7 separate regions of the Homo sapiens genome follow, and regions 1, 2, 3, 4, 6 and 7 are each linked to region 5. A link is a contact called in ENCODE Hi-C or POLR2A ChIA-PET data. All regions are on one chromosome and are shown on one strand. The core of a region is the stretch at or near the end of the contact, and the rest is flanking DNA. Distances in the headings are between cores, read along the strand shown. Region 1 holds the start of ARMC8 (armadillo repeat containing 8). Region 2 holds the start of CEP70 (centrosomal protein 70). Region 3 holds the start of ZXDC (ZXD family zinc finger C). Region 4 holds the start of ABTB1 (ankyrin repeat and BTB domain containing 1). Region 5 holds the start of NPHP3-ACAD11 (NPHP3-ACAD11 readthrough (NMD candidate)). Region 6 holds the start of PLXNA1 (plexin A1). Region 7 holds the start of MCM2 (minichromosome maintenance complex component 2).

Evidence for each region. Hi-C counts contacts between places; a loop is a spot of excess contacts on that map. ChIA-PET counts read pairs that join two places held with the same protein, here RNA polymerase II (POLR2A). Pooled maps may share reads with other maps.
Region 1: a loop to region 5 is called in a map of B cell, with 17 times the contacts of the local background. The contact joins the promoter of ARMC8 here to the promoter of NPHP3-ACAD11 in region 5. A Hi-C loop is called at or near these places in 5 of 168 maps with a recorded cell type or tissue (B cell, CD4-positive, alpha-beta T cell, CD4-positive, alpha-beta memory T cell and 2 more) and 10 of 50 pooled maps.
Region 2: a loop to region 5 is called in a map of naive thymus-derived CD4-positive, alpha-beta T cell, with 19 times the contacts of the local background. The contact joins the promoter of CEP70 here to the promoter of NPHP3-ACAD11 in region 5. A Hi-C loop is called at or near these places in 2 of 168 maps with a recorded cell type or tissue (CD4-positive, alpha-beta memory T cell and naive thymus-derived CD4-positive, alpha-beta T cell) and 5 of 50 pooled maps. POLR2A ChIA-PET finds 5 or more read pairs at or near these places in 1 of 52 experiments (activated B cell).
Region 3: a map of CD8-positive, alpha-beta T cell shows a loop between it and region 5 (11-fold over the local background). The contact joins the promoter of ZXDC here to the promoter of NPHP3-ACAD11 in region 5. A Hi-C loop is called at or near these places in 2 of 168 maps with a recorded cell type or tissue (CD8-positive, alpha-beta T cell and naive thymus-derived CD4-positive, alpha-beta T cell) and 11 of 50 pooled maps.
Region 4: a map of CD8-positive, alpha-beta T cell shows a loop between it and region 5 (8-fold over the local background). The contact joins the promoter of ABTB1 here to the promoter of NPHP3-ACAD11 in region 5. A Hi-C loop is called at or near these places in 2 of 168 maps with a recorded cell type or tissue (CD4-positive, alpha-beta memory T cell and CD8-positive, alpha-beta T cell) and 10 of 50 pooled maps.
Region 6: a map of CD8-positive, alpha-beta T cell shows a loop between it and region 5 (29-fold over the local background). The contact joins the promoter of PLXNA1 here to the promoter of NPHP3-ACAD11 in region 5. A Hi-C loop is called at or near these places in 3 of 168 maps with a recorded cell type or tissue (CD4-positive, alpha-beta memory T cell, CD8-positive, alpha-beta T cell and naive thymus-derived CD4-positive, alpha-beta T cell) and 6 of 50 pooled maps.
Region 7: a loop to region 5 is called in a pooled map, with 26 times the contacts of the local background. The contact joins the promoter of MCM2 here to the promoter of NPHP3-ACAD11 in region 5. A Hi-C loop is called at or near these places in 2 of 168 maps with a recorded cell type or tissue (B cell and naive thymus-derived CD4-positive, alpha-beta T cell) and 8 of 50 pooled maps.

Annotation. Positions count from the first base shown.
Region 1 is chr3:138,185,681-138,189,303 of GRCh38, forward strand. ARMC8 (armadillo repeat containing 8) reads left to right here and starts at 1,621. Exons shown (of 22, transcript NM_001363941.2): 1 at 1,621-1,919. The coding sequence starts at 1,875.
Region 2 is chr3:138,592,087-138,595,889 of GRCh38, forward strand. CEP70 (centrosomal protein 70) reads right to left here and starts at 2,174. Exons shown (of 18, transcript NM_024491.4): 1 at 2,112-2,174. RefSeq lists an enhancer at 2,379-2,438.
Region 3 is chr3:126,474,617-126,478,600 of GRCh38, forward strand. ZXDC (ZXD family zinc finger C) reads right to left here and starts at 1,275. Exons shown (of 10, transcript NM_025112.5): 1 at 343-1,275. The coding sequence starts at 1,249. RefSeq lists an enhancer at 1-147 and silencers at 705-964, 1,035-1,544.
Region 4 is chr3:127,670,630-127,674,664 of GRCh38, forward strand. It overlaps ABTB1 (ankyrin repeat and BTB domain containing 1), which reads left to right and starts at 2,323. Exons shown (of 12, transcript NM_172027.3): 1 at 2,323-2,452; 2 at 3,762-3,824; 3 at 3,916-3,971. The coding sequence starts at 2,397. PODXL2 (podocalyxin like 2) reads left to right here. Exons shown (of 8, transcript NM_015720.4): 7 at 805-984; 8 at 1,639-2,173. The coding sequence ends at 1,851. RefSeq lists silencers at 1,605-1,684, 1,695-2,294, 2,435-2,694.
Region 5 is chr3:132,720,176-132,724,166 of GRCh38, forward strand. It overlaps NPHP3-ACAD11 (NPHP3-ACAD11 readthrough (NMD candidate)), which reads right to left and starts at 2,284. Exons shown (of 45, transcript NR_037804.1): 1 at 1,788-2,284. It overlaps NPHP3 (nephrocystin 3), which reads right to left and starts at 2,234. Exons shown (of 27, transcript NM_153240.5): 1 at 1,788-2,234. The coding sequence starts at 2,180. NPHP3-AS1 (NPHP3 antisense RNA 1) reads left to right here and starts at 1,575. Exons shown (of 11, transcript NR_002811.2): 1 at 1,575-2,204. RefSeq lists silencers at 1,891-2,140, 2,241-2,750 and an enhancer at 2,991-3,180.
Region 6 is chr3:126,981,848-126,986,101 of GRCh38, forward strand. PLXNA1 (plexin A1) reads left to right here and starts at 1,268. Exons shown (of 32, transcript NM_032242.4): 1 at 1,268-1,440. RefSeq lists enhancers at 24-73, 334-663 and silencers at 714-933, 1,034-1,263, 2,279-2,358.
Region 7 is chr3:127,595,473-127,599,660 of GRCh38, forward strand. It overlaps MCM2 (minichromosome maintenance complex component 2), which reads left to right and starts at 2,939. Exons shown (of 16, transcript NM_004526.4): 1 at 2,939-3,000; 2 at 3,846-4,075. The coding sequence starts at 2,995. It also overlaps a transcript of TPRA1 not described here. RefSeq lists enhancers at 2,617-3,574, 2,928-3,047 and a silencer at 3,078-3,237.

The DNA.
Region 1 (3,623 bases), core at 371-2,870, 5.5 Mb after region 5:
GCACTGAGATAGACAACCTAGAAGATAAAACTCCCAGTGCCTGTCTTGAAGTGTATAGTGAGACAAACACGGAAACAATTAACAACAACAAAACCACCCTACAATTAAAGTGAAGTATGAAGGCATGGGGGAAAGGGTATCTAACCCATGCCTGGGGGAGACAATTCCTGGAGGATGTATTGCTTGAGCTAATGGATGGAGTGTGGATCAAATACAGTTATAATGACTCTATATACTATGTATTAGGGTTATGTTCTGCCCCATTGCAGTATGCAGTACATGATGTGATTTTAGGTGGTCCATGGATGGACATTTAAACTTTTTGTAGTTAATGTGTACTAGAATAAAAATAAGGAGCACAACAAACTTGATTTCACAGAGTATTATGGTTTAGGATAAAGCCAAAAATTTTTAATGAGTTGAAATTGGCTTTAAATAAAAATATTGAATGAATAATAATACCTAGGTGCAGATTGGCAAAGATTGTGTAGGTGGTGTACAGATTACCCAAGTTTCAGAAATAGTATTATAGCAGAAGGACTACCTAAAATAAAATTCCTGCCTTCCAGGAATTCAACAGTTTGTTAAGGAACACAGACCCATAAGCAGGGGTGGTAAATGCTACACTAAATTTGGAAACCAAGTACAGGAGGAAGACAGGAAAACAGTGAGGAGCAGAGTGCGGGAGAGGCTACCAGCTACAAGACCAGTTGGAAGGCTATTGCTGTAGTCCAGGGGAGAGGTTACAAGAGCCTGAATTAGGGTGTGGCTATAGAAATGGAAGGAATACAAGTAATGTTAACAGGCCAATTGCAACCATACTGTGAAAACCTTACTGGTTGCAAGCAGTACGAAGGTGAAACTTATCCAACCAAGTCAAGGGCAGTGTTGCACACACACACACACACACACACAAAGTAGTAGGACAGCTGAATTAATCAAGTATAATTGAAAGCATACTTTTATTTAGCTTCGGTTATGAGAGTGTTTTAGTGCGAAATATTTAGATATTTGCCCCCATTTTCCCCACTTAACTCAGAAGCTGGAGAAATGTTAACACATATTGTATAACGCTTTCTATGTTCTAGGTTTTTTCTGAGAGCTTCACGTTTGTTGACTCCTCTATCCTCATTAACCTTTATTTTATAGATGAGGAAACTCAAACAGAAGGTTAGATAACTTGCCCAGGGTAAAGCAGCTGATAAATCAAGTAGCTAGGAAGAAACCCAAGCATTCTGGCTATTCTTAACACTACACCAGAATAAACGGGGCCGGCACACAACGCTAAGGCAAGTCACGTATCTGTATCGGATCGTGAAACAATCACTCTTACGGTTGGCAAAGGTTCTGGGATCGCAATTTCCCCACCTATAAAATGGAGATAACGACGCCGGGAGTTTGGTGCAGAGAGAGAGAATGAATATGAAAGTGAACTTCAAACTATGTATGTGGCTCCACGTACTACTTTTTCCAAATATGAATACTGGAATCCATAAACTGCAATTTATCAGTCCGTAAAACTCGTAGCGTCAGGGCGAGACTCCGCCTCTGGGGCCCCGCCCACCGCGAGCGGCAGGTGGGGCCGGCAGATCTTCTTTGCGCATGCGGAAACCGCTGCCCGCTTCCACCTCTAACCCAGGCTCAGAGTAGCTGCTGTTTCTGAGAGAACGATTCGTAGGACAGCCCCTGACGCCATTCCCTTTTGCCCTTCTTTCTGCGGGCCTTTCCGGTACTTGAGCGGTGTCCAGAGCGTGGCCAGTTCTCGTCTATCTGGCTGCCTTTAGGGAGCGGTGCCTAGCGTTGGCCAATAGTTGGCTGTCGAAAGTGCCGGCCCCCGCGCCGGCGCCTGCAGCAGCCGGGTGGGAAGGCTCAAGATGGCGTGCTTGTTGGAGACCCCAATCCGCATGAGCGTCCTTTCGGTGAGTGACCCGCCGCGGCCGCCCGCCCGCCCTCCAGGAAGCCTCATCCCGGTCTCCACCATTCCCCCAAGCGTGGTGTGCCTCCTGGGCACCACCCCCTGGGGTGGACCCCGGCTCAGTCTCGGGCCAGGGAGTGAGCGAGGGTGGAGAGGCGGGATAGACGGGCAGAGGGGACCGCGGCCGAGCCAAAGACGTTTCCAACTCCGGGAGCTCCCGCCGGTGCGGGTTCCCAGGATGGCGTCTGGCAGGCGGGGTGGCTGGGCTTATAGACAACTGGCTGGGCGGCGCGGCTTGGACTTTGCCAAGCGTTTCACTGAGCCTTCCTTTTAGCGATGCCGCTTCCCGGGGGCCGAACGCTCTGCCTTGTGAAGCGCCGGGCTTGCAGCCGGCCTGAGAACGAGCGCCCACTCAGCTCTCCCGGGCTTTGGCAAGAAGAGGTGCAGGCTCCTTGGCCCCCATTTCCTCAGAGCTGCCAGGCCAAGTCTGTGCGGCTTCTATCGCGTCCCAGCACCTGGGCACCGGCTGAAGCAGTTTGCTTTTTGGCAATGGTGATTCGTATCAGCTGCAACTCTTCCTAGTGTGTGTGGTTTTTTAAGCCCCTTTCCTCCGCTCTGCTCAGAGGTCGCGGCTCTGAGTCAGAGGAACTCTATGTTCCCTGTGCCTGGTATTCCGTTTTTCTTTAAGGGGAGTCAAACATTGAAGGGGGGAAAAGGGGGTGAGATTTATTTCCCCATTGTTGAAAGAAGGGAACGTATTGACATGCCAGGAAGTAAAACCTGTTTTTTTTTTTTTTAAAAAAAGTTTTTTTAAAGAAAAAGACGACTTTCACCTTTCACTATGTTGCTCTTGAACCAGGACCAGGAATGAAAGTTACTGGGAGATAACTTCGAAGGATTTTGCAACAAATTCGAGCTGTCCGACTCTGAGAATGGTCAGTTTACCAATGGTTCATTTGCTATTGTTGGAAACAAGCAGGCAAATACTGATTGACCATCTTTTAGACTTGTGGAAGCCAGTCTGATACTGAGAGGGTAGTTGGATTATAAATGACTTGTCGGGTTCCTAGAGTCTTGTAACTACAACCGGTTTCTTTTCTCTTCTCTGACTTGTCCCACAAACAAACTCACCTATCTGAAAACACCTAGGACATTTGCTTATGATTCAGGGTTAGAGCAGTGTGGCAGACCTCAACCTTGAAAAGGCTTAAGTTGTCAATACAATAATAATTTTGTGAGGCTGTCAACAGATTTTTCCCCTGATCCATTTTAGCAGTCATTTTTTCTTATTTTTAAACTGCAACTAAGGAAATACTGTTTACCTAAGTATTAGATCAGATTAGCCTGTTACTCCATCACTGACTGTAATACCCAGGAATATTCTGTGGGAGTGCAGGCCAATGACTTTTACCTCATTATGTTAAAAAAAAATAGTATGTGTCTTGGCTGTTCTCAGTTCTCCTTTAATTATTCATTTAGATTTCATTTATCCTTCAGTTCACCTGAAGTTTACTTTTTGGATGTTGTCAACTTGTATAATGCATATGATTGAAAGTTTTCATTTGTTTCACTTCCTTGGTAAATAATATTTTCTGCTTATTTTATTCAAAAACTTCTTGAAGAGTATTTTCTATTAATACTTCTATTTAGGATTTGCCTTTAGCCCTAGTCTCATTAGGGGCTTTTTTTTTTCTTTAATTAAAAAAAA
Region 2 (3,803 bases), core at 924-3,423, 5.9 Mb after region 5:
TAACTGCTAATGGCCTTCCCAGCTCACCATCATATGCCTCTTCCCTTCTCTTCTCTCTCCTTCTTATCTTTCCTCTCCCTACCTTGTTAAGACATTTAGCTGGGTATCCAAATCTATCATCATCTATCATCAATTCTGACTTCTGGCTCCACAGGTAGGATATTCTCATTTGCAAGGATACTAAAATGAAGCATCCTCAGACAAACTACCACTGATCACAAAAGCAAACACAGGAACAAAACTACTCCTCATTTGCACCTGTGACCAAGCCCTCCTTTTCAGAGGACCATTCTGTGAAATAAACGGGCCAATAGTTTGCAGCAGCCTTTTCCCCACTACAGGCTGTGACAGGACAAAGGTCTGGAACTTTAAAGTCACAGGAAGAGACCAAATGCTTTCTAGGGCCAAAACAGAAGCTACAGCTTTAATTACTGTCATAACACACTTAAAATAAGATTGTTGGGGGTAGGAGTCGGGGGGTAGGAGTCGGAGGGTAGGAGTTGATTTGTACATGGCATAGTAAGCCAAGCATAGAAAAGCAAAAACATAATTGCATCTTCTGGCACTTTCTAGGTTTCCCGAGTCTTTCAGCCAAATTGCCCTTTATAGGTCTGAAGCCCCTTGTAACATGCTCCATATCTTAAAATTTAATTATTTTTTTCACCATTTGGGGTGGGGGAGGGGAGCTGACAATAAACCATGGCCAATAACTGTTCCTTCTCAACTGAATCACACCAAAATCTGTAAGCATCTTCAAAAGTATATACTTCAAATTACTGCAATAAATGAACATGTAACCCTTTCGAAGTCTCTATTCCTTATTAAATGCAAAAGCTCTATTCTAAAAATATTGCAACTTGCTGTTTAATGTTCCTAAGAAAGAGCTGAACTTACCCCAAATAGGAAAGAGTTAAAATGGAATGTCATCTCAACCAAATCATTCTGTCTCAGGAGAGGTGACATGAAGGGGCAGAACCTTGCTTTGAAGCAAAAGCTGTAGGGAAAACTCCAAGTCAGCCACCTCTTCCCCAAAAGGCGGGGCAGGGGAGGCCAGAGTCTACTTGGCAATATTTAAAGTACAAAACTCATGCAGAGGCTTGAAACCAATATGGGTAATGCCTGCACAGAGTTTAATATATTATACATATATTTTTGAGACAGAGTCTCGCTCCGTCACCCAGGCTGGAGTGCAGTGGCGCGATCTCGGCTCACAGCAACCTCCGCCTCCCGAGTTCAAGCGATTCTGCTGCCTCACCCGCCCGAGTAGCTGGGATTACAGGCGCACACCACCATGCCCAGCTAATTTTTGTATTTTTAGTAGAGACGTGGTTTCATCATGTTGGCCAGGGTGGTCTCGAACTCCTGACCTCAGGGGATCCGCCCACCTCGGCCTCCCAAAGTGCTGAGATTACAGGCGTAAGCCACTGCGCCCTGCCTGTTTAATATCATTGATTGAAAAACAAAGTGGCAGTAAAAAAGGAAACTCTGATTGGTCTCTCTGTTACAGGTGACTTAGCCTTCTGGCATTTTTCACCTTGAAAAACTCCTATTAGGCCCTGTATAAAGTCAGAGGTCTCCTGAATCCGGAATGAGGTTAATAAACTGGAGAAAGAGATACTCACCTGTGCTATTCGCCTAACCGCCCCCTTCTGCTCCGAGTCCTCACTCCCCAAACAACCTTCGCGGTTGTTTGACACAAAACTAGCGCTTCAGCCCGGGTCGATTTTGGGGGATGGAGTAATTACCTACAGCTTAAATCGAGTCTGTGCCCGACGTGATTCTAAGCTTTACTCTTACTGCCTCATTTAACCCTCACAACCACCTTGTAAGGCAAGAATTACCAGCTTTAGTATACAAATAAAGAATCGGAGGCGCTGAGACATTAAAGGAGAAGCCAAAGAACACAAAGCCTGGGGAGCTGGGACTGGAGGCAGTTTTGTCCGATCCCCAAACCCTTACGCAGGGATTTTTAATTGGCGCGACCCTGTCCCAGATGGCTCCTCCCCGACAAGGGTCAGTCTGACCACTTTTAGGCCCAGGTGAGGTCAAGTCCGGGGTACTCCGGGAAGGGGCTCACGCCGACGCCTCTGAGAGCCCCGAGAGCCACTCACCTTACTCAGTCGCCGGCCTCCCACCAGCAGCCAGCCGGGCCAGGTTAGGCTGGGATCAGCTACGTCAGGCCCCGCCTCCGCGACCGTTACCACCGCCGGGGGAGGGCGGCCAATCGAGCCCGAGCGCGTCGAGGGCCAGCCCCTCTTTGGCCTGCGAATGCCCCCAAACGATTCTCTCCAGCCTCTCCGGGAAGCTGGGTCCGCCCCGCTCCCTCCGGTTGGCTCACTACGGGGGGCGGGGCTTACCGCAAACGAAGGCGTCGGTGCGATGTGCTGGTCTCGGGCACGCTGGCGCTTCCAACGCACTCCTTGGGTGCCCTGTCACTTACATGGAGGCTTATTTGCCCGGAAGACGTCAGAAATACTTGTGGCCGTGGGTGAAAGTGAAGCCTGGGTTACCTGGCCACCAGAGACTGCCCTCTCTCTCGCCCCCTACCCCGCCGCGACTACGAGCCCTTGCTGGGGTACGGGTCAGCATGTTCTCGATGTTCCAGACCTGAATGACCACTGTAGCAGCTGACATTTGGAGGACCCCAATAAATATTTGTTGACGACAGTTCATCTTCCCATTCAGCATTTTCCACATCTCGACGAAGCGTCAGGCCCTACCTGAGGCTGTAGCTGTCCACCATTGTCATTGTATCTTATAGCCACATGGTGTCGCTGTTGACAACTTGTCTTTTCAAATCAGTCAAATGATGTAGGTCTGTGTTACAGTCAAATGTTGCAACAGACTGTGTTGCAGTCAAATGATGCAGGTCCCACAGTAGCCAACAGGGATGTCCCATCTAGGGCATCAGCCAAGGGTCTCTCATCAGGAGATCCAAGGGCTCTTGGAGCTCAATACTTTCAGACCCTTCTTAGCCTTCTTCCAGGCAGCTGGGACTACACTTAGGTTTGATCTCTGTGTTTGCCCCATGCAAACATGTCCCTACCCCAACCTACGCCTACCCACTGTGCTTTCCATACCTGGATATTCACTCTAACGACGGTTAGCAGATTGCATTTTCAGTTCTCAAAATGCAAATAGTCTCAGTGCTTCCCTTTTCCAAGATAATAGGGTGCCCTTGCATACTCTTCTGAGAATGGCTGCCCTAATTGTAGAGGCCAAACATCTTTGAGTCAGTTATTATTATTTTGGATGCACGTGATATAGAATCTGAGTTAAACTGTCTTCCTAAAAAATAAAGAAGTTGCTTATCTCGCATAACAGAAAGCTCAGAGGCAAGGGAGACTTTGATTAATTCAGTGGCTAAGCAAGTTAACAAGGACCCAGTTGCTATTAGTCTCTGCTTTGTTGTAAAAAAAAAAAAGGGTAGACTTCAAATTCATACTAACGTGATTTTCCAGATGTCTACTTGGAGAAATCAGGACCACATACTTTCTTTTTCATCTAAAACCTTTCCTTCTGGTTTTTTGAGCCAATAAGTTCACACAGGCACACACTCTTCCTCTTTACCAGTAACTGCCTGGGAAATGTACAGACAGCTTAAGCCTGGGTTCCAGAAGTGAAAAGGAGCTATGACAATTGGAATTGGCAATGGTGTCAGTGCTCTTTGAGTCACATGAGTTGCAAGGTGGAGACATGGCTATTTGAATAAAACTGGAGACCTGTAAAGGAGAAGAGGAAAATGGATGCTAGATGGATGATCACCAGTATCTTTCACAGTCTTCAAAGCACAAGAAGGCTGA
Region 3 (3,984 bases), core at 25-2,524, 6.2 Mb before region 5:
AATGACGAGACTGAGGAAAATAAAGACCTGACACATAGCTCCGTGCCACTCTGTGAAGATGCGTGCCGCTTTCATCAAGCACAAGCAGGTTAAGGATATCTGTTGCCGCCACCTTTGGGAAGCGCAGCTGTGGTGATCTGCGCTACCTGCCATCGGAATCCCTGCGGCAGGGCAGGGCCAAGATCTCAAATCGAATGACATGGAAGGAGCTAGAATACAAATCCCGAAGAGCCTGCGTCCCCGGCTTGCTAAGGTCTGGCAGGCCCCTCTGTGGGGCGGACGTGGCACCCCAGACCTGCCTGCAACACCGCGCAGCCCGCCCGCCCCCGAGAGCGCGGTTACCGGGAAAGTCACACTTGTAAGGGCGCTCGGGCTCGAAGTGGCTGCGCTGGTGGGAGCTGAGCTTGGCGTGCGTGGGGAAGCGCTCGGCGCACACCTCGCACTTGAACAGGCTCTCCTGCTCGTGGCCCTTCATGTGCGCCTTGAGGTTATAGACCGTAGTGAACTTCTTGCCACAGCCGCCCACTGGACAGCCGAAGGGCCGCAGCTTGTCGTGCGACTGCAGGTGCCGCTTGAGCTTGTAGGACGTTGTGAAGGCCCAACCACAGCCCTCCAGTGGGCACTTGAAGGGCCGCCGGCCCTGACCGCCGCCGTGCGTGAGCAGGTGCACCTTGAGCTGGTGCTTCTTGGCGAAGGCCAGCGCGCACTGCGGCTCGGGGCAGCGGTAGCCGGGCGTGCTGGGGCCGGAGGCCTGGGGCGCGCGGCGGGGAGCGGCGGCGCCCGCGGTTGCGGGGCCGGGCGGCGCAGACAGCGCGAGGACGCCGCGGTCGAGACGCACCAGCAGGTCCTGGCTGCTGATGGTGACGGCGCCCGCCGGGGCTACGCCAGGGCCGGGGGGGGCGGCCGGGCCGCTGGGGCCCTGCTCGGGGCGGCTCGCCAGGTTGACACGGGAGCCAGGCTCGGCCTCCTGTGATCCGGCAGCCTCGGCGGCAGCGCCGCCGTGCGGCACTTCCAGCAGCACCAAGAAAGAGTCGCCGTCGCTGTCGTCCTCGGCGGGCGGCGGGCTTGGCCCGGAGGCCTCCCCGGGCCGCGCCCCGGGCCCGCCATCTTCAGGGCCCCGCACCAGTAGCAGGCGGCGGCGCGCGGGGCTCGCGCCGAGCGGCGCTGGGGCTCGGCGGAGCGGGCCGGGGCCGCCGCCATGTTGCCCTCCGCGCGCAGTCGGGGCGGGGAGCAGCGCCGGGAGGTCCATCTTGGTCCCAGCGACGGCGTCGGAGCAGCTTCGGACGCAGAGCTGCCCGCGCCCCGCCCAGGTGTGCGTGCGCCGCCCCGGGACGCGATCCGCGCCAAGCCCCGGCGTAGAGTCCGGCTCGGAACCGCGCGTGCGCGGACGCCGCCGGGCGATGCGCGAGGCCTGCTGGGCTGACGTGACGTGAGGCTGGGCTGCGGGGCGCCGGAGGCGGAGGCGGGGGCGGGGCGCCGGGACCGACTAGGGCGGGGCGCGGGGTCGGGGGGCGGGGCGCGGGGTCGGGGGGCGGGGCGCGGGGTCGGGGGGCGGGGCGCGGGGTCGGGGGGCGGGGCGCGGGGTCGGGGGGCGGGGCGCGGGGTCGGGGGGCGGAGCGCCGGCACCTACGAGGGCGAGCGGCGGGGCACGGGACCGACAGGGGACGGGGTGAGGCTCCCAACGCTGAGCGATTCCTTCTCGTTCCCGCTGGCGTGGAAGACGAGGCTTGTCTTGACTTCGAATCGTATTAATATTTCAGACACTTAACAGGCAACCTCTCGTAGGCATTGACTGCGTCCCAGGGGCTGTACCTGTCCGAGCTGATTAAGCGTGCGCGGTCACCCAGGGGTGAGGAAACAGGGACGGCGAGCTCGAGTCACTCGGCAGCCGGCAGATCCAGGATTCGAACCTGTCCAACAGGCCGGACGCCTACCCCCAGCTCACTTAAGTGCAAGCTCGCCTGCCGCCGCTGGCGCACAGACCTCGTTTGCTTTGGCCCAGGTCCTTGCTCGGCACACGGGGCCTCCCTGATACGCAGGACCCCTGCCTGTATTTCCAACTGTATTTCCTACTAAACTTGGCACAACCTCACTCTGCAACAGCTTAATTACTTACTGTTTCCGGTCCTCACCCTCCCCCACCTCACCGTACACCTCCGCATTCAATCTGGACTCCTCCACTTCAACTTCACCACCACTCAGATCCAAACCCGCACTTTATTCCTGGGTACCTGAAAAATAACTACTAGCTGGTCATCGGTCTCCCTCCGCTCCACTCGCTCCCATCCACGGGGCACCGTTTTATGATCTAAAAATTGCACATCAAATTATGCTCACCTCCACCTTGCTCCCGAAGGCGCCTATGGCCTTGCTAGTCTACCCTCCCCTACCTGTTTGCCCTCACTTCCCGCCACTCTCCCGCTGCCCCCCCCACCCCTCCCCCGCACCCCACCTCTTTTTCCCAGTTCATCCAGCAAGCCAAGCTGGTTCCAGCCTCAGAGACTTGGCGCAGCTGATCTCTGATTCCTCTGGGAGGACTCTGCGCCCCTTCTGATCCAAAGCACATGCTTACCCAGTCCCGTATTCCCACCTCTGTCTGATCTGTTTGCTCTTAGAGCTCTCATCACCCGTTGTTTTGTTGAGTTCCTTCCCTGCTCCTTCACTGTCTCTCCCTCTCTGGAATGTAGGCTCCTGGAGCCCAGGAACTGTGTCCTATTCACTGTGTGTGCCCAGGAAGACTCTTGGTGCATATTTGTTAAATACATGAATGCTTTATTATTAAGAGTATTTTTTTAAGTAACACAAATTATAATATTAAAAAGAATAGGATACATCTATTATATATATCAGTTTATGCCGAAAACATATTGTTCCTAGACCATTCAGTAGAGGAAAGAATAGTCATTTCAATAATGGCGGCACTGGGACAACTGGATCTCCACATGCAAAAGAACCAATTTGGACGTGTATCTCTCATCAGAGGCAAAAATTAACTCAAATTAGAGCAAAAGCCTACACGTAAGACATAAAACTATTTGAAGAAAAGTAGGTGTAAATCTATGTGACCCTGGATTAGGGAATAGTTTCTTAGATATAATATTGAAAGCACAAGAAAGAAAAATAGATAACTTGGACTTCATCAAAATTAAAAACTTACTCAGGTAAAAGGACACCAATAAGACAGTGAAAAGACAACTCAGAATGGGAGAAGGGTGTGCAAATCGAATATCTGATAAGGATCTACTATCTGGAATATATAAAGAACTCTTAGCAAGAAGACAAACAGTCCACTTTTTTAAAAGGCAAAGGTTTGAATAGACATATTTCTCCAAAGAAGATAATACAAACAGCCAATAAGCAAATAAAAAGAGGCTCAACATCACGAATCATTAGGGAAATGCAAATCAAAACACAGTGAGATACAACTTCACACCTACTCAAATAGTGGTAATTTTTTTAAAAACAGGATATAGAAAAATTGGAACTCTCACATATGGCTGGTGGGAATGTATAACGTTGCGGTGTGGAAAACAGTTTGGCAGTTCTGCAGAAAGCTAAACATAATCTCCACATGACCCAGCAAGTCCATCCCTGTGTTGCTGAGGCTGGAGTGTGGTGGCTATTCACAGGTGCAATCATAGTGCGACCTCCAACTGGCCTCAAGCAGTCCTTCCGGGTCAGCCTCCCAATTAACTGGACTACAGGCATATGCCACCATGCCCAACTTGTTGCGCAGCATTGATTATGCCACATTCTCGTGATCAAAGAAGTCATAAGACACTGCAGACCCAGGCAAGGGGAACTTGTACTCCACCTCTCAATGGGAGGTGCTGGAAAGAATTTGCAGCCATTTTTAAACTATCACAACTTCTCTGTGCCTCAGTTTCCTCATGTGTAAAATGAAGGGGACTGAGAAAGAAAAAGGGCAGCCCCTGCCATCCAGAAACTGGCCGGGTGCTACAGCTGGGCCACTCTGTTCTGTAA
Region 4 (4,035 bases), core at 1,073-3,572, 5.0 Mb before region 5:
ACCGGGGAAGAGCTGCAACCTGAACTCAGAAAGGGGGCCTGGTGCAACCTAGGCCTCAGCACTGGGAACTGCCCTGATCCCTCACCTGAGGAGCCCCTGGTGGTGCTCGCCCTCCTGCTTCTCTCTGCTAAGATGCTGATCTGTGGAGATAGCACCTGCCTGGCCCCTGGCGCCGATCTCCTTGGCCAGAGAAGGCAGGACTGACCATGACAACCTGCAGCGTGGAGGGATGCAGGCAGCTACATGCCAGCAGTGAACACGCCATGGGAAGGGAGGAAGCTGGGCAGCCGGGGTGGCCCCCCATGTGGCCTGCATGCCCTCAGTATCCCTCCCTGCACCGGCCCTGGCATCAGGAAGCTGACTGGTCCACCCCTCCCCACCGAGGTGGAAGCGGTTGTATGGTGGAGGATGTGTGGGGGGCTCACATCTCCTGTCTCTCTAACTAGTTAGGATAGGTGTGGGCACTCTCTCTAGTTGGATGGTGTCCAGCAGCATGGGTCCACTCTCACTGGAGGCCTAGGGCCACAGTGAGCTCAGACTCAGCGGCTGGGGCAGAAGCTATGGTGGGATGTGAAGGAGGCTGGGAACATGGGCATGGGGTGGAGAGGCCTCCAGGTGTACTGAGGCAAACGGGATGGGCATGGGGTAGAGGCAAGCCCAGGCGCCAGGGAACTTCAGGAGCCGGGAGTGCCAGCACCTTCTAAGCCTGCTCCCCCATCCCCACCCGAGCCCAATGCAACCACCCCAGAGGAGCCATGGCACCCCAGGACCTCAGCTGAGGAAACTGGCCCCTCCCACCCCTAGATTGGCATCCAGAACTATTCCACAACCAGCAGCTGCCAGGCGCGGGCCAGCCAGGTGCGCAGCGACTACGGCACGCTCTTCGTGGTGCTGGTGGTCATTGGGGCCATCTGCATCATCATCATTGCGCTTGGCCTGCTCTACAACTGCTGGCAGCGCCGGCTGCCCAAGCTCAAGCACGTGGTGAGTGTGGGGACAGGTGGGGCTGGGGGCCAGTTGAGAGGAGAGTGCCCATCGATAGGTGTCCTCATCTGCAAGGGGAGGCAGTGACTCTCCTGGGCGCACAGGGTCCCGTGGGTGAAGCAGCTGGTCAGCCTAGCACTGCTGACTGCTCTGCAGGGCACCAGCCCCAGGACAGGTGCCAGAGGTGCAGGGAGTGAGGGGGCTGCTAGCCCCACCAGGGGGCCCCTCCCTGGCACCACCAGCCCCTTTCCGGCGCAGGCACTGCAGGGCCTGAGCACCTGAATACCTCACCAGAGGCAGGCCCTGCGTTGGTGGTGCCCAAGGATCAAGGAGAGGCTCCAGCAGCCTAGAGGCCTCCCCAGGAGGAAGCGAGCAGAGCCCTAGCGATGCTCCCTGCCCACCTCGCAAGTGGAGTCTTCTTAGGGGGCTGTTGGGGGATCGATGACGTCAGGGAGGCCACGGGGCTTTGTAGTGCCAACGACTAGTAGGTTTATTTTGAGAAAGGAGTTGAGCTGCAGCAACAGAAAAGAAGGATCTGGCACCTGTGGAGGGTGCCGCGGGAACCCCCTGGGTGGGGTTGCACAGACGGCCGCGGGCCTGGCGCTGTCCGGGGGCTGGCTCGCTCGCCCATGGCCTCTCCCCACCCCGCCTCAGTCGCACGGCGAGGAGCTGCGCTTCGTGGAGAACGGCTGCCACGACAACCCCACGCTGGACGTGGCCAGCGACAGCCAGTCGGAGATGCAGGAGAAGCACCCCAGCCTGAACGGCGGCGGGGCCCTCAACGGCCCGGGGAGCTGGGGGGCGCTCATGGGGGGCAAGCGGGACCCCGAGGACTCGGACGTGTTCGAGGAGGACACGCACCTGTGAGCGCAGCCGAGGCGCAGGCCGAGTGGGCCGCCAGGACCAAGCGAGGTGGACCCCGAAACGGACGGCCCGGAGCCCGCACCAGCCCCGCGCCTACCCGGGCCGCCCCCGCGGCCTGGCCCTCGGCGCGGGCTCCTTCCCGCTTCCCCCGACTTCACACGGCGGCTTCGGACCAACTCCCTCACTCCCGCCCGAGGGGCAGGCCTCAAAGCCCGCCTTGGCCCCGCTTTCCCGCCCCTGAACCCCGGCCCCGCGGGCGGCGGGCGGCGCTTCCTGCGCCCCGGGACTCAATTAAACCCGCCCGGAGACCACGCCGGGCCCAGCGCGTCTGCCTTCTTGACTCATTCTTATTTCCGGGGTTGGGGCGGGGCGGGGCGGGCGGGGCACCCCGGGGCAGGGGCGGGGCCGCGGGGCGGGGAGGCCGGGGCGGGCGGGTCCTCCGGACGCCGCTGCAGAGCGGGGCGGGGCGGGGCTGAGCGTGTTTACATCCGCCGGGTGCGCGGCTTCGCCGCCCGAGGTCGTTCGGCTCGGGTACCATCCTCCGCGCCATGGACACCAGCGACCTGTTCGCCAGCTGCAGGAAGGGGGATGTGGGCCGAGTGCGGTGAGGACCTCGCAGTCCCGGGGAGGGTGCGGGAGGTGGCCGCCCTCGGAACGCCTCGGGCCCTGGGACGGGCGGCTGGGCGGCCGCGGAGAGGCGGGCGCCTCTGCCGGGTCACAGCCCTCGGAGCGCCCCCGCGGGGCAGACCACCCGGACCCCCGCCGCAGCCCCCCAGCGGAAGCGCGCTGGGGCGGGGACACTGATGGCCATTGACCCCCGGAGGGCTTCCTGTAAGAAGGGACTGCTCAGCGGAGGCCCGAAGGCGCAGAAGTGGGCGGAGAGAAGGCGGGCCACTGTTCGCCCTGGTAGGGCCCGGACGTCAGACCCCCCGGGCGCAGGGCGCGGGTATAGGCCTGGGACTCCAGACGTGGCCCCTTTCTCTCGTGCTCTCTGGACCTGGCGCGGGGAACACCTAGAGCCCATAATCGGCCTCCGGTCCCTGAGGATTCGGAAACTCCTGACGCAGCTAAAGTGAATCTGGCGCTGAGATGCCCCCTCCATGGGCCGGACGCGGAGGGAAGGGGTGCCCAGTTGGGTTCTGGGGCCCTTCCCCTCCTTGGGCTTCCACTATCCCGTTTGACCTCCTTTTTTCTTGGCCCTTCCTCCCCCTTGACCTGGTGCTGACTGACTGCTTCCACCTCCCCTGGGCTGGCGCCGGGCTGCTGTACTCCCGTAGCCTCCCTGGGCCGCTCCCTGACATCCCGTGCCACTCAAGAGTTAGTGCATAGTGTCAACGCTGAGTGGGTTCACAGCACTTCCAGGTGCAGCCTGGAGGCCTCCTTTGGGCTGCCCCCGCCTCAGTGGGGCTGCATTAGCATTGGCGACTCCCCTCGCTCACCTTCCGCATCCCATCAGTTGCTGTATCCCGCGACTCCTGCCTCCTAGAATTGTGTGCCCTCCACACCATCAGGAGGCCTGCAGCAGCTTTTTCCCGGGCTCCCTGCTTCTAACAGGGCCAGCTTCTTCCTGCAGTAGAGAGCTCTGGTGGGAGTGAAGGCTCCATCACCTCCTCTCCCAAACGCTGAAAGGCCAAAGGTCCAGCCTCGGCACTGGCTCTGGCTTCTGTCCCTGTAGCCCATCGTCCCCCAGCACTGATAGCACACAGTGTCTGCCTGTTCGACCCCACCTCCACATCCTTGCCTGCACTTTGCCTTGAGTGCCTCTCCTGCTCTGGTCTGCCTGTCACCTGCCCTCACCTGGGGGAGGCTTCCCCATACCAAAAGGGATGTTTTCTCTCCGTTCCTTTCCACGGGCCTTCTTTCTCAGACCATGAACCCGTCCTGACCCAGGCTCTGACCTCCTTCCTGCCCAGGTACCTGCTGGAGCAGCGAGACGTGGAGGTGAATGTGCGGGACAAGTGGGACAGCACCCCCTTGTGAGTGCTGGAGAGAGGGGTGGGGAGGGTGGGGGTTGGTGCACCCCTTCAGCACTGAGGACTGCCTCCTGTACTTCCTTCCTCCCTTCAGGTACTATGCCTGCTTGTGTGGGCACGAGGAGCTGGTACTCTACCTTCTGGCCAATGGTGAGAGCAGGGAGCCCGGCTCACGGGTGTGCGTGGGTGCATGCATGTGTGCGTGTGGGTGCAT
Region 5 (3,991 bases), core at 1,034-3,533:
AGTTCTAAGAGACTGTGTGCCTGTTGGCACTATGTCTTATTCATCTCACCATCCCTTGAGCACTTCACAGTGCCTGGTACACTGCAAGTCTCCAGTAAATGTCTGACACAATGAATGAAATAAATATGGATAAGTTTTTTCATGCCTCGATATGTGAGAAAGGAACCAGTATGTTTCACAGGGAATCAGGATTGGTGACATGAGTGACTGTGACACTTGCCAACCCTTATTGCACTCCGCCCTGTTTGGTTTGGCCTTTTCTACCCCCACCTCACAGTTGTTTCCAACGTGCGGTGTCTGTTGGGCAGTGGCTTGGATACATTGAATCAGATATTTGAAATGCACTAGTCCATTTTATACATGCAAGTGCATTAAGGTTGCCCAGTAGGAAAACTGATAAGACAACAGATAAACTGCTACACGGACTTCTTCCCAGACAACGACAATAATTACACAACAGCTAATGAGGGAGTTTAAAAACAAAAACAACAACAACAACAACAACAAAACCTGACTAGAAGAATGTCTAGTCTTGAAGACAGGAGGCTTTTTTTCTTTTAGAAAAATCAGTCTGAGGTATTTATTTCACCCCGACTGTAACGACTCCGGGAACTCTTAGGCTGCCTATAAGTCTCTCCCACAGTAAAGAGTACACAAACGACACAACAACGACCAGAGGGGCCCCAAACTGAGGGCAAAAAGTTTTAGAGATTCGTTCACAGAAAAGCAACCTCTTGCTTTATACTATTTTTTTTTTTTTGATACGGAGTCTCGCTCTGTCACCCAAGCTGGAGTGCAATGGTGCAATCTCGGCTCACTGCAACCTCCGCCTCCCGGGTTCAAGCAATTCTCTTGCCTCAGCCTCCTGAGTAGCTGGGATTACAGGCGCGTGCCACCATGCCCGGCTAATTTTTGTATTTTTAGTAGAGACGGGGTTTCACCATGTTGGCCAGGCTGATCTCGAACTCCTGACCTCAGGTGATCCGTCCGCCTAGGCCTCGAAAAGTGTTGGGATTACAGGCGTGAGCCACCACGCCCGGCTGCTTTACATACTATTTTATTGAATTATAATGGACCTGCTACATGGAGGGCATGCAATAATTGCTTTTAGCGTAAATTAATCAAATGGACTAGGGAAATTTGACTACATCTAGAGAAGGTTTTCAACCATGGTGAGATCAGGAGGCTTCCAGAAATTTTCATGTCAAGACCATTAAAATGCAAGAGCGATGAAACTTTACAAAGAAACCGACACTTGAGCCCCACTTTGGAGACCCACTTAAAATTTTTATGGTGGGGAGGGGGGTGAAACTCCTAGGAAGAGTTTGCTGAGTTGCTTCAACAGATGTCACCAGCCTTCTGAGGGGGTGGGCGCGGGGGCGGCAGTGGAGCTGGAGATTGGCATTTGCCTCCTCAGGACACTTTCCGGCTAATTTCTTCTAGGTGCCTCAATGAATAAACCAGAAATAGAAAAGCGGGGACCAGGCGCGGTGGCTCACTCCTGTAATCCCAGAACTTTAGGAGGCCGAGGCGGGAGGATCATTGAGCCCAGGAGTTCCAGGTTGCAGTGAGCCGCGATCGTGCCACCGCAGCGAGACCCTGTCTCCAAAAAAAGAGACAGAAAAAGGGGAGGGTTAAGGAATCATTTCAGACTCGAAGAGAATATGGCCTCTCAAATTAAAATGGGCAGTTTCCGCCGAACTTTCAAAGCCGCTTGGTTTGGAGAGGGAGCAGGACGGCCGTGCTTCCCAAGGGTCTCCCGGCGTCGCGGCCCAGCCCGGCGTTACCTGCAGTTCGGCCCGCAGCCGCTTGTTCTCCGTGTCCAGCTTGGCCTCGCGGCGGCCCATGGACAACAACTCCTGGTTCTTGCTGACGCGAAAGATCTCGTACTCCTTCCTGAGCCGCTCGTACTCGGCCGCCGCGTACTCCAGCTCTGGCACCGACGAGCCAGTGGACTTGAAGCTGGCCCCCAGCAGCCCGCCCGCGCCCACCCCGCGGGGCAGCGACCCGGGCCCGGCCCCTGCTGCCGCCCCCGCGCCTCGGCGGAACGAGTTGCGCAGCAGGCGGGCCTTGGGCTTCACCTCCACCGGGATCTCGCAGGCCTCGCCGCCGCCCGCCCCGTACGTGTCCTCGATCACTTCCCCGCCCGCGGGGCTCACGAGCGACGAGGCGGTCCCCATGGCGTCCGTTGCCGCTACTACCTAGTGAGTACCAGCAGGACTGGGCAGCGGAACGGAACGGGACGGGGTGGGGCAGAGGAACGGAACGGGACGGGGCGGGGCAGAGGAACGGAACGGGACGGGGCGGGCCAGCGGGATGGAGCGGGGCCGGAGAGCAGGACTGGGCGGAGCAGCGGGACGGGGCGGAGCAGCGGAACGGGGCGAGGCGGGGGAGCGGGATGGGGCGGGGAAACAGGAGGGGCGGGGCAGCAGAACTGGGCGGGGCGGGGGTGCAGGACGGGGCGGGGGAGCAGGACGGGGCGGGGCAGCGGAACGGGGCGGGGCGGGGCCGGAGAGCCGGACGAGGCGAGGCAGCGGAACGGGGCGGGGAGGGAGAGCGGAAGGGGGTGGGGCAACTGGAGGGGCGGGGCAGCGGAACGGGACGGGGCAGCGGAACTGGGGGGATGGGCGAGGGGGACGGGGCGGGGCAGCAGGGCTAGGCGGGACAACAAGAGGGGCCGGGCAAGTGGGGCGGGGCATGTGGGCGGGGCAGGGCAAACGGGGGTGGGTCGAGAAAGCACACAGGGCCAGGCGGGCTAGCAAGAAGGGCGGGGCTAGCAGGAAGGATGGGGGGAGTGGCGACTGTGCAGGACCAGCAGTGGACCGGACGCTGGTGGAGGGGTGCTCCGAACGCTGGTGGAGTGGTGCTCCGACATAGGGCTTCTCTCCGTTGTCTCCGCCCGGCTCGAGGCTCCCTGGCGGGCGTGCCTCACAGGGAGCACAGGCCTGGGTCCCAGCTGCTCTACAAACGCTGCAGCTATTTCTTTCGCTGCCGCCGTGCCTGACCGGAAACTCCTTTCTGGAAGCAGTTGGGAAATCTGAAAAATTTATGGAGTGCCTGCTATGTGCTTCCCGCGATATCTCTCTCTCAGTATGCATGTAGATAGAATGACCAGCAAGGAATAATGCCAGCAAAGAAAGAGCTTTTAGATTTTACAGTCTGAAACCACCAGGGACAATCCTTAGACAAGGTTAAGTTTTTTAACTCATTGCGGCATGGGACATTGGAGACCGCACACCAGTCTCTCCTTCATTCCCTCCATCAAAGTGGCTAGTCATCTCTTCTCTTACCCTTTAGATTTTCTTCAGGAAGTAGTCATACTAGGCCTTTGCATTCTTCAAAATCCAGAGTGTATATACTAATTTCTTCAGGTGGTCTCCTGAGATAAAGGGAAATATTTCCACCATCACAGTACCTTAAGAACTTTCTACCTTTTCAAATCCGTTCTGATTTCTAACTTCAAATTTTTGAATTCTCCATGTGGATCAGGGGTTTAAGGATCATCCACTAGGTTTCTGACTAAACCCTTTGAACATTTTTGCATCTTAGTACCTCCTTTGGAATGGGCCTCAGCTGAACACTTCCATAACTATGCTTGAGTAAGAAGATAAAATAGCCATCACCCATTCTCTCCAACAAATAACCAAACTCACTATGCTAACTTCCTACAGCTTGGGGAGTACATTCAGATTCTACAGTCTGGAACTGAGTGCTCTGAAGCATGCATCTCTCCTTTCCCCACGTCATTTCTATCCAGTGACATGCCTCTAATCCACATTTCTCCACCCTACTTGCGTACTGATCTTAGATTACTATTGGTCAATGCCAAAGTGACCAAATTTCTTAATCCTAAAAAATGACATTATTTCTTCCTGGCTAACACGGTGAAACCCCGTCTCTACTAAAAATACAAAAAAATTAGCCAGGCGTGGTGGCAGGCGCCTGTAGTCCCAGCTACTCGGGAGGCTGAGGCAGCAGAATGGCGTGAACC
Region 6 (4,254 bases), core at 18-2,517, 5.7 Mb before region 5:
ATCGGCAGGAGAATGGGCGAGCAGGAGCCCAACAAAACAGGCTGCGAAGACGATGCCTGCGAGCAGCTGCCCTGTGCCCTCACCACACAGAGCAGACAGAGCAAACAGCACAGGCTGAGTGACCCCGTTTCTGTAATGCCCAGAACAAGCCACCCAAAACAGCGTCCCATTCTGGGGTGCAAATATAAGAGGTCACACCCAAAGAAAAGCACTTAAAGATGAACACAAAAATGAGGGTTGTGGCTGCTCCTGGGGAGGGAGGAGCGGGGTGAGACGCGGAGGGACACCTGGGCCCGGTATGAGTCCATTCCCTTTCCCTGTTAACCATGTGAACTGTAGAGAGTTCCTCTTCTGTAGGGGTGACGTGATTCACACAGCAAAAACCGCACCCCTCAGGCTACAGATGGGGGCCAAGTCCCCAGCCGGGACTCAGCCCTCCCACGACGGGGTTTTCCTGGCCCATCTGCTCTGTTATCGATGCTCCTGTTGCCGGCTTCCCCTTCCTTGGCCTGGTTGCGTCCACCGGGAGGCCCTCCCGGATGCCTCCTGCCTGGGAGTGGCGGTTGTGAGTACAGTAACTGAGTGCTGGGTGTCTGCCCCTCAGCCTTGCCATGCAGGCTGGGGGTATTGCCTGGACAGCTCTGGCCCGTCACCCTGGATTCTGCAGCCCCACACCTCACACCGTGTAGATCCGCTGCCCCACGCTACAGCCGGAGTTCGCGTCTCGCCACGCCTCTGCCGCGGGACTTTCCTCCCTGGGCTGCGTCCCCAGCCGGGAATGCGCCACCAGCCTGGGGCCTGCAGGGGGCGCCCGGGCTCCCCGCGCAGGTGCCCGCCCATCTGACAGAGCGGAACGCGCGAGGCCGAGAGCTGGGAACACCCGGCCCCGCAAGGTCTGGGAACTGCGATTGCCTCCTTCAGCCTCAGTTTCCCCCCCCGTGAAAGGAGGCCATGCTCCTAGCCTGGGCACACTGAGCCAGGCCCTGTTCCTGGGGTCGCGGGCTAGCCCGCTCGAGAGCGGGGGGCTCCCGGAACTGCCCGCGCGGCCCCGGCGCCCAGAGAGTTGAGGCGGGCAGCCGTATCGCCCTTTGAAGACGCGCGGTGGGCCCCTGCAGGCGCGCGGCGCGGGGCAGAGCGCCCTCTGGAGGCCGCCGCCGGCCCCGCCCCCGCCCCGCCCCCGGGCTCTGGGCGGCGCATGCGCGCGGCGCGGGGCTCCGCGGGCGGCGAGAGCGAGGCCGGTCCGCAGCCGCGCGGCGCTCGGCGCCCCATTCATGCTGGGCATCGGCTGCGCGGCCACGCAGCGGAGCCCGGGCGCGGCGGCGGCCTCGGCCTGGGCGGCCTACGCGGCTTCGGCGGCCCCGCGGCGGGGCGGACGGCGGCGGCGGCGCGGGCGGCTGGGCGCGGCGATGGCCGGCGGCGGGGCGCGCCCCGGGGCGGCGGGTGAGTCGGGGCGCAACTTTCCCCGCGGCGCGGGACGGTGGGCGGGGGCCGGGCCGGGCTGGGGTCCGGGGCCGGGCGGCCCGTGGGTGGGCGCGGGGCGGCCTCCGGCGGCGGCCCTCTCGTGAGGCGGCAGGCAGGGGGTGTGCGCGGGGACTGCGGCGCGCGTGGGGACTGCGGCGCGCGTGTCCGCGGCCCGCGTGTCCCTGCGGCTCCGGCCCAGGCGTCCGCGTGTGTCCGGGCGCGGTCGCGGCGCCGACGCGGAGAGACCGCACCCCCGTGCGGCGGGGCTGGGACCGCGGCCCGGGATCCAGCGCCGCGGCCTCCCCCGCCCCCCGGCCGGGCCCGCCGAGCCCCGCGGCAGCTCCGGGGTGGCGGGGGGCGGGCGCTGCCCCTCCACGGAGGCTGGGGAGAAAGTTTGCGGCGGCCCCGCGGGGAGGCCCCTGCGGTGTCCAGGCCCGTCCCGGCCGCTGGACCTCGGCTCAGACCTCTGGCCGCGGGCGAGGACGGGGTGGCCAGGCCCGGATAGGGATCGGAGCCTCCCAGCAGGGCCGCGGGGGCCGGAGGAGGTCGTGCAGGCTAAGCCCCCGGCCGGCCCTGGGGCGCGGGGTGGAAGTTGGAGCGGCTTCCCGACCACAGCTGCCACCGCTCCCACTGGCCCGGAGTGCGGGGAGGTGGGCTCTGGGTGCCGCCCAGGAGGCCGCCCCGCTCGGGCCTCCTTGGCCTCCCCCTCTCGGGGCCTCTCCAGGGTCAGCCGCTTCTCCCGGAGGCTTCCGATTGCTTCCTGGATAGTCCCGGGCCTGATGTGCGGCGAAGCTGGAGGCAGCGGGCCGATCCCGGGCTGCCAGGGGAAGGGGGAGTGGGGACTCCAGGGAGGCCCCTCGGTCGGCGTGAGGTCCCAGGTGCAGCCCTGGAAAGGAGGGGAGGGGCTCCGAGGGGCGGCCCCGGGCGGCGATCTGCCCCAGGCTCCTGTGTGGGGTTCTGGGGCCACGCCCCTTGAAAGAAAGGGGTGTGTGTGCCGGGGAGGGGACGTGGTCGAGCCTCTGTCCCCTCAGCGCGGCTCCTGTGGCTCAGGCTGCTCCGTGCTGCCCCATCTCCTTTCACACGTAGCCGGTTTGGGGGTCGGTGCAGGGATGGGGCGCAGTTTCTGCTCCCCGGGCCCTTGAGGAGCTTGCCTCAGGTCCCCTCGATTTCCTGCGGCTTGGGGTGTGCGGCAGAGGCCAGGTGCTGCACCAGGGGCACCAAGATGCTGCCCGGCCCTTGAGGAGCACCCAGCCCCCTGCCAGAGGCAGGCATGTGAACCAGTGATTCGCTGCAGGGCCAGGCTTCCATTCCTGGGGGGTGCCAGTGGGGCCCAGGAAGGGCGTTTTGGGCAGAGGACAGCATGGGCGGAGGCCTGGGTTTGTGGCCTCAGTGTGTGCTCTGGGGGTGGGGGACACATGAGGTGCCTGTGGACAAAGCAGACAGCCCTTTGCTGGACTCCTGGCCCCCCAAGGTCGTTGCCTGCCTGTTTTGAGCCCCCAGGAAAGCCCCCGTGCACAGAGCAGCTTAGAGCAGCTGGCCGGGAGGAGCGGGTGCCCCAGGGGAAGGCCTGCAAAGGTAGGCACTTTTTCTCAGGAGCAGGACTCCAAGGCCTTCAGAGCCGGATCCCCTAGGACTGGTCGGGAGCAGAACCACTGGGACCACCTCCCATGACCCCCGTTGTGGGGGAGGCGGAGTGCCAGGAGCAGCTGTCTTCCCCCCCGGCTGCTGTTGTGAGCCACTGGGCAGGATGGCAGCCCCACACCCCAACCTGCCTGAGCCATAGCAGGATCTGGCGCAGGAGGACTTGGGGGGATTGGACTCTTCCTTGTGGGGAGGGCTTTGGGGGCCTTTGTTTCTCAGGGTGAGAAGGAGCTTTGGTGTCACTCAGGCCAGGAAAGGGAAGGGGACACTGTTGGCTTGGCGTTCCACCAGGCGGCGATCCCCTCCTGTCCAGGAGAGGAGCCCCTGGGCTGGGGCTCCTGCACGCAGACCGCGGGGTCTCTCTCCGCCTCTCTCTCCCTGGCTAGCCCCATCGGCATCCCAAGGCCAGTCTAGCCTCCCCTGCCCTGGCTCTGGCTCTGCCTCAGCCTAGAACAGCTCTGGCCATGCCGGAGAGCCACAGCCGTTCCTACTGCCCTCTGCACAGCCAGTGTTTCCCACCCCAGGCCTTTGCTCCTCCTGTTCTGCCCCCCACCCCCACCACGAATGCCCACCCTCCTGCACCAGCTCCCAGGCTACCTGGTCCTCTCTTGAGGCCTTTCCCCGGCCACAGTGGCCAGCTCTGCTCCTCGGTAGAGTGCAGCATCTGCCCATGCTCCCCTCCTAGCCCCGGCATGGGCCCCTGGCACCCTGGCACCTGGGCCCAGCTTTGGAATGAATGCATTTTTTCCTAGGCAGACCCAAGCCTATGAGAGTTGAGCCCTGCAGGCTGGCTGGCTGGTCCAGTCTCTGGAAGCTCGAAATTTGGGCCCTGCCCTGCTGGGACTAGTTGGGTGACCTTGAGTCTGAGCCCCAAGTCTTATACCCCTAAGGTGGAAGAAGTGGCCCAAGCATTGTCACTGGCCTTTATTAGATGCTGGGCATGAGGGACCCAGCCCTAGGCTCGGGGCTCCCCCTTTCTTGGCCGGCAACCCTGTGACCCCAGGCAAGTCCCTTCCCAGCAGACTTTGTTGGGGCAGTGGGGTGAGGGTGGAGTTTGGGGCGGTGGGCCCAAGACCAGGCTGGAGTTTGGATGGTGGCTTCTTAGCCTGGTCCCTCCTGTTGAATACAAAAAGTAGGGCCCATAATTGCATT
Region 7 (4,188 bases), core at 1,689-4,188, 5.1 Mb before region 5:
GTGTCTGACTCCAGACACACCGGCCAGCCCAGATCTGCTATCGCCAGGGCCACTAACAGCTCCTAGTCCTTATCAGATGACCTCTGGGCAGCCAGCTGACCCCATCCACCATCTTGACTGCTCTCTTCAGTGGCCTTTGGGAGGGCTCCTGATAATCCCCAGCCCTGCTAGGATCTCCTCTCCTTCAGTGTGGGCCGGACCTCAGGACTCACTTCTCGCTAAGAGAATATGGCAAAAGTAAAGGAATATCACTTCCAAGACATGGCATCTGTCTTGTATGGCCTCTCTCTCTTGTTCGCTTGCTCTGAAAGAAACCAGCTGCCAGGTTGTAAGCTGCTCTGTAGAGAGGCCCCCACCCAAGAGCCAGTGGGAAACTAAGTCTTCAGTCCAACAGCCTATGAGGACCTGAATCCTATCATGTGAAGAAGCTTGGAAGGGGATCCTCCTGAAGATGAGCCTTCAGAGGAGACAGCAGCCCTGGCCAATACCTTGCCTGCAGCCTTGAAAGACCTTGAAGAAGAGGCACCCAGTGGCATCGTGTCCAGATCCCTGATCCACAGACACCGAGACAGTGGGTGCTAATTGCTTCAAGGTGCTAAATCCCAGGATAATTTTTTTTTTTTTGAGATAGAGTTTCGCTCTTTTTGCCCAGGCTGGAGTGCAATGGCACAATTTCGGCTCACCGCAACCTCCACCTCCAGTGTTCAAGTGATTCTCCTGCCTCAGCCTCCTGAGTAGTTGGGATTACAGGCATGCGCCACTACGCCTGGCTAATTTTGGATTTTTAATAGAGACAGGGTTTCTCCATGTTGGTCAGGCTGGTCTTGAACTCCTGACCTCAGGTGATCCACCTGCCTCAGCCTCCCAAAGTGCTGGGATTACAGGTGTGAGCCACCATGCCTGGCCATCCCAGGATAATTTTTTATGCAGCAATAGATAACACAAGCCCATGCAGAGTCTCTTCAGCTTTCCTGTCAGCAGCTCCTAGCATCCGAGGTGCATCCTTCACATCCTTTGTTGGTGTCTCTTAACTGTTGGGGTTTCCCAGGTCCCAGGCTTAGACCTTCTCATCTCCCTGCACTCACTCTGGATTATACAACCACTCCCAAGGCAATCTACAGCTTCAGTCCAAACACGCCCTTGAGTCCCATACATGGATATCCAACAGCTTCCTGGATATGTCCCCTCGGCCCAAATTCAGCACAGCCAGAAACAAACTCATCTTCTTCCCCCTTAAATTGCTGGTCTTCCTGTGCGCTCCTATCTCAGCTATCATCCACCTAGCTAAGCCAGGATCCTGGTGTCATCCTGCATGCCTCTTTTGCTGTCCTCAATCACCAACACCTATAGACCCCACTTCCTGGCCGGGCGTGGTGGCTCACGCCTGTAATCCTAGCACTATGGGAGGCCAAGGCAGGCGGATCCACTTGTCAGGAGTTGGAGACCAGCCTAGCTAACAATGGTGAAATCCCATCTCTACTAAAAATACAAAAATTAACCGGGCACAATGGCGTGCATCTCTAATCCCAGCTACTCGGGAGGCTAAGGCACGAGAATCGCTTGAACTTGGGAGGTGGAGGTTGCAGTGAGCTGAGGTTGCACCACTGCACTCCAGCCTGGGTGACAGAGTGACTCTGTCTCAAAAAAAAAAAAAAGATTCCACCTCCTAAACATCTTGTATTTCCAGTTCTCTCCATCACTCCTGCCTCCCTACCCTGGGTCCCAGGCAGAGATGCTTGTTCACTGCACAAAGTGCCTGGCTAAGAGGGTTGCGATTCAGCCCTGCCTCTGCTCACTAAGGCTGCCTGGAACTAGACAAGAACCACAGCAACCTCCTCGTTTGCTGCCTTCAACCTCGTTCAATCCACTTCCACCTGGTAGCAGCCAGAGGGATTCTAAAACCCACACTAGTTCACGTCTCACCCTGCTCAAAATGCTTCCATGGCCTTCCATTGCTTTCAGAATACAGAATAGTCAAACTCTCTAGAAAAACATCTAGCTCTTTTTTGATCCGGATTTTCTCTCCCTCAAGTCTTGTCTGTTGCCCGGCATCATAAGCTCCTAGGGTTAGTTCTTAGGGAGGGGCTTGCACATCCGGGCCCTGCCATGACCTCTGCAGCTTTGCACATGGCATCCTTCTATCTGTAACATCCTCCCTGCGTCTTCGCTCCCCTGGGCAAAGATAACTCCTACTAAAGCCTCAGATGTGACCTCCTACAAAATCCCAGAGTTGTCCAGCTGCTTGAAGTATTGAGCCTTTGAGCTTTGGGAGAAGTTAAACCATTGTGCTCCTAAGACGGTAAGAAGCGTCAGAAAACCAGGCTCTGAACCTCTGCTGTCTTTTTTTTTTTTTGAGACGGAGTCTCACTCTGTCACCCAGGCTGGAGTGCAGTGGCGGGATCTCGGCTCACCGCAACCTCCACCTCCCAGGTTCAAGCGATTCTTCTGCCTCAGCCTCCCGAGTAGCTGGGATTACAGGCCCGTGCCACCATGCCCAACTAATTTTTGTATTTTTAGTAAAGACTGGGTTTCACCATGTTAGTCAGGCTGGTCTCGAACTCCTGAGCTTGTGATCCGCCCACCTCGGCTTCCCAAAGTGCTGGGATTACAGGCGTGAGCCACCGCGCCCGGCCTCTGTTGTCTTGTCAGCAAAATGGCCCTGGTGTGACCGAGGTCACGCAGCCAGCAAGTGTCGTCGGGTCCCCTGGAGCCTCAGCTTCTACCTCCGCTCCAGCTCCCACCACAGCGCAGGCGAGCGCACGCGCACAGCGCCGGGCCGCACACCTCCGGGCTCTGGGCGGAGCGCCTCGGGCGTTGTAGGCGGGACCGGACCCTCTGGCCCGCCCCTCCGTGTCCCTTCTGGTCGCCAGTGGACGCCGACGTCATGACGTCGCGTTCCGTAGGGCTCTTCCCGGGCTTTGGTGGGTCACGTGAACCACTTTTCGCGCGAAACCTGGTTGTTGCTGTAGTGGCGGAGAGGATCGTGGTACTGCTATGGCGGTGAGCGCGCTGGCGCGTGGCGGGCGGGCGCCGGGGACATGGGTGCGGAGGCTGCGCGCTTCCCGTACTCTGGCCCCGGCCCAGGGCGGCGCTCTGGGTGAGGCTGGGCCCCAGGCTCTGGGGCGCAGCTACTTTCTCGCCTGCACCCTGCGTGAGGCGACTCGCCTACCTACCACTGACCTGGGGCCCTGGGCTCCCTAAGGCGAGCTCGGCCCGTTCAGCCTCTGTCCTTTATTCACCCCACACATACTTATTGGGCGCCATCTGTGTGGCGCTGAGCGTACAAAAGACAGGCCCCCATTTCACTACACTCCTTTAAACTTTTTTTTTTTTTAATTTCCCAATGATCCTTGTTCCAAACACTACACTTACTTTTGTATTACCTTCTTGTCCCTTTGTCTTGTATACTGTCTGTTCCACATCTGAGTTCCAGACCTCTTGTTTTGGTGGCTCTTCTATGCCATCTCTATCACAATACCTTGCGCACTGTGTGTGCTGAAATAGGTCTAATGCTTAAGGGGAGATAATAGACAGTAAACAGGTAAATAGGCAAATGACATAACCTCAGTGGTTTTTCATGGAGAAAGCACGGTGATGTGGGTGACCCCGATATTTGAGCTGGCTTCTATTTGTTTGGAAGCCACTGACTCAGATTGCTCAGCTGAGAGCATTCCAGGTGAGAGAACAGCAAGGGCAAAGATCTGGAGGCTGGAAGGGGTTTGGTGTGTTGGAGGACAAGAGTCACAGGTGGAGAGAAAGAAGGGAAGGCCCCTGATGGTAAAAAGGAAGCTGTATCATGCCTCACCAGCTTCCTAGGTTTCTGACAACCGCACCTTCTCTTGCAGGAATCATCGGAATCCTTCACCATGGCATCCAGCCCGGCCCAGCGTCGGCGAGGCAATGATCCTCTCACCTCCAGCCCTGGCCGAAGCTCCCGGCGTACTGATGCCCTCACCTCCAGCCCTGGCCGTGACCTTCCACCATTTGAGGATGAGTCCGAGGGGCTCCTAGGCACAGAGGGGCCCCTGGAGGAAGAAGAGGATGGAGAGGAGCTCATTGGAGATGGCATGGAAAGGTAATTTCATTCAAGGCCCTGGACTCAGCAGATAGTTTTGCAGAGAGCCCATTGTGTGCCTGGTGGCCTGGCTTTGGGAGCTGGGAGCAGATGAATCGATGGCATTCTTGCCT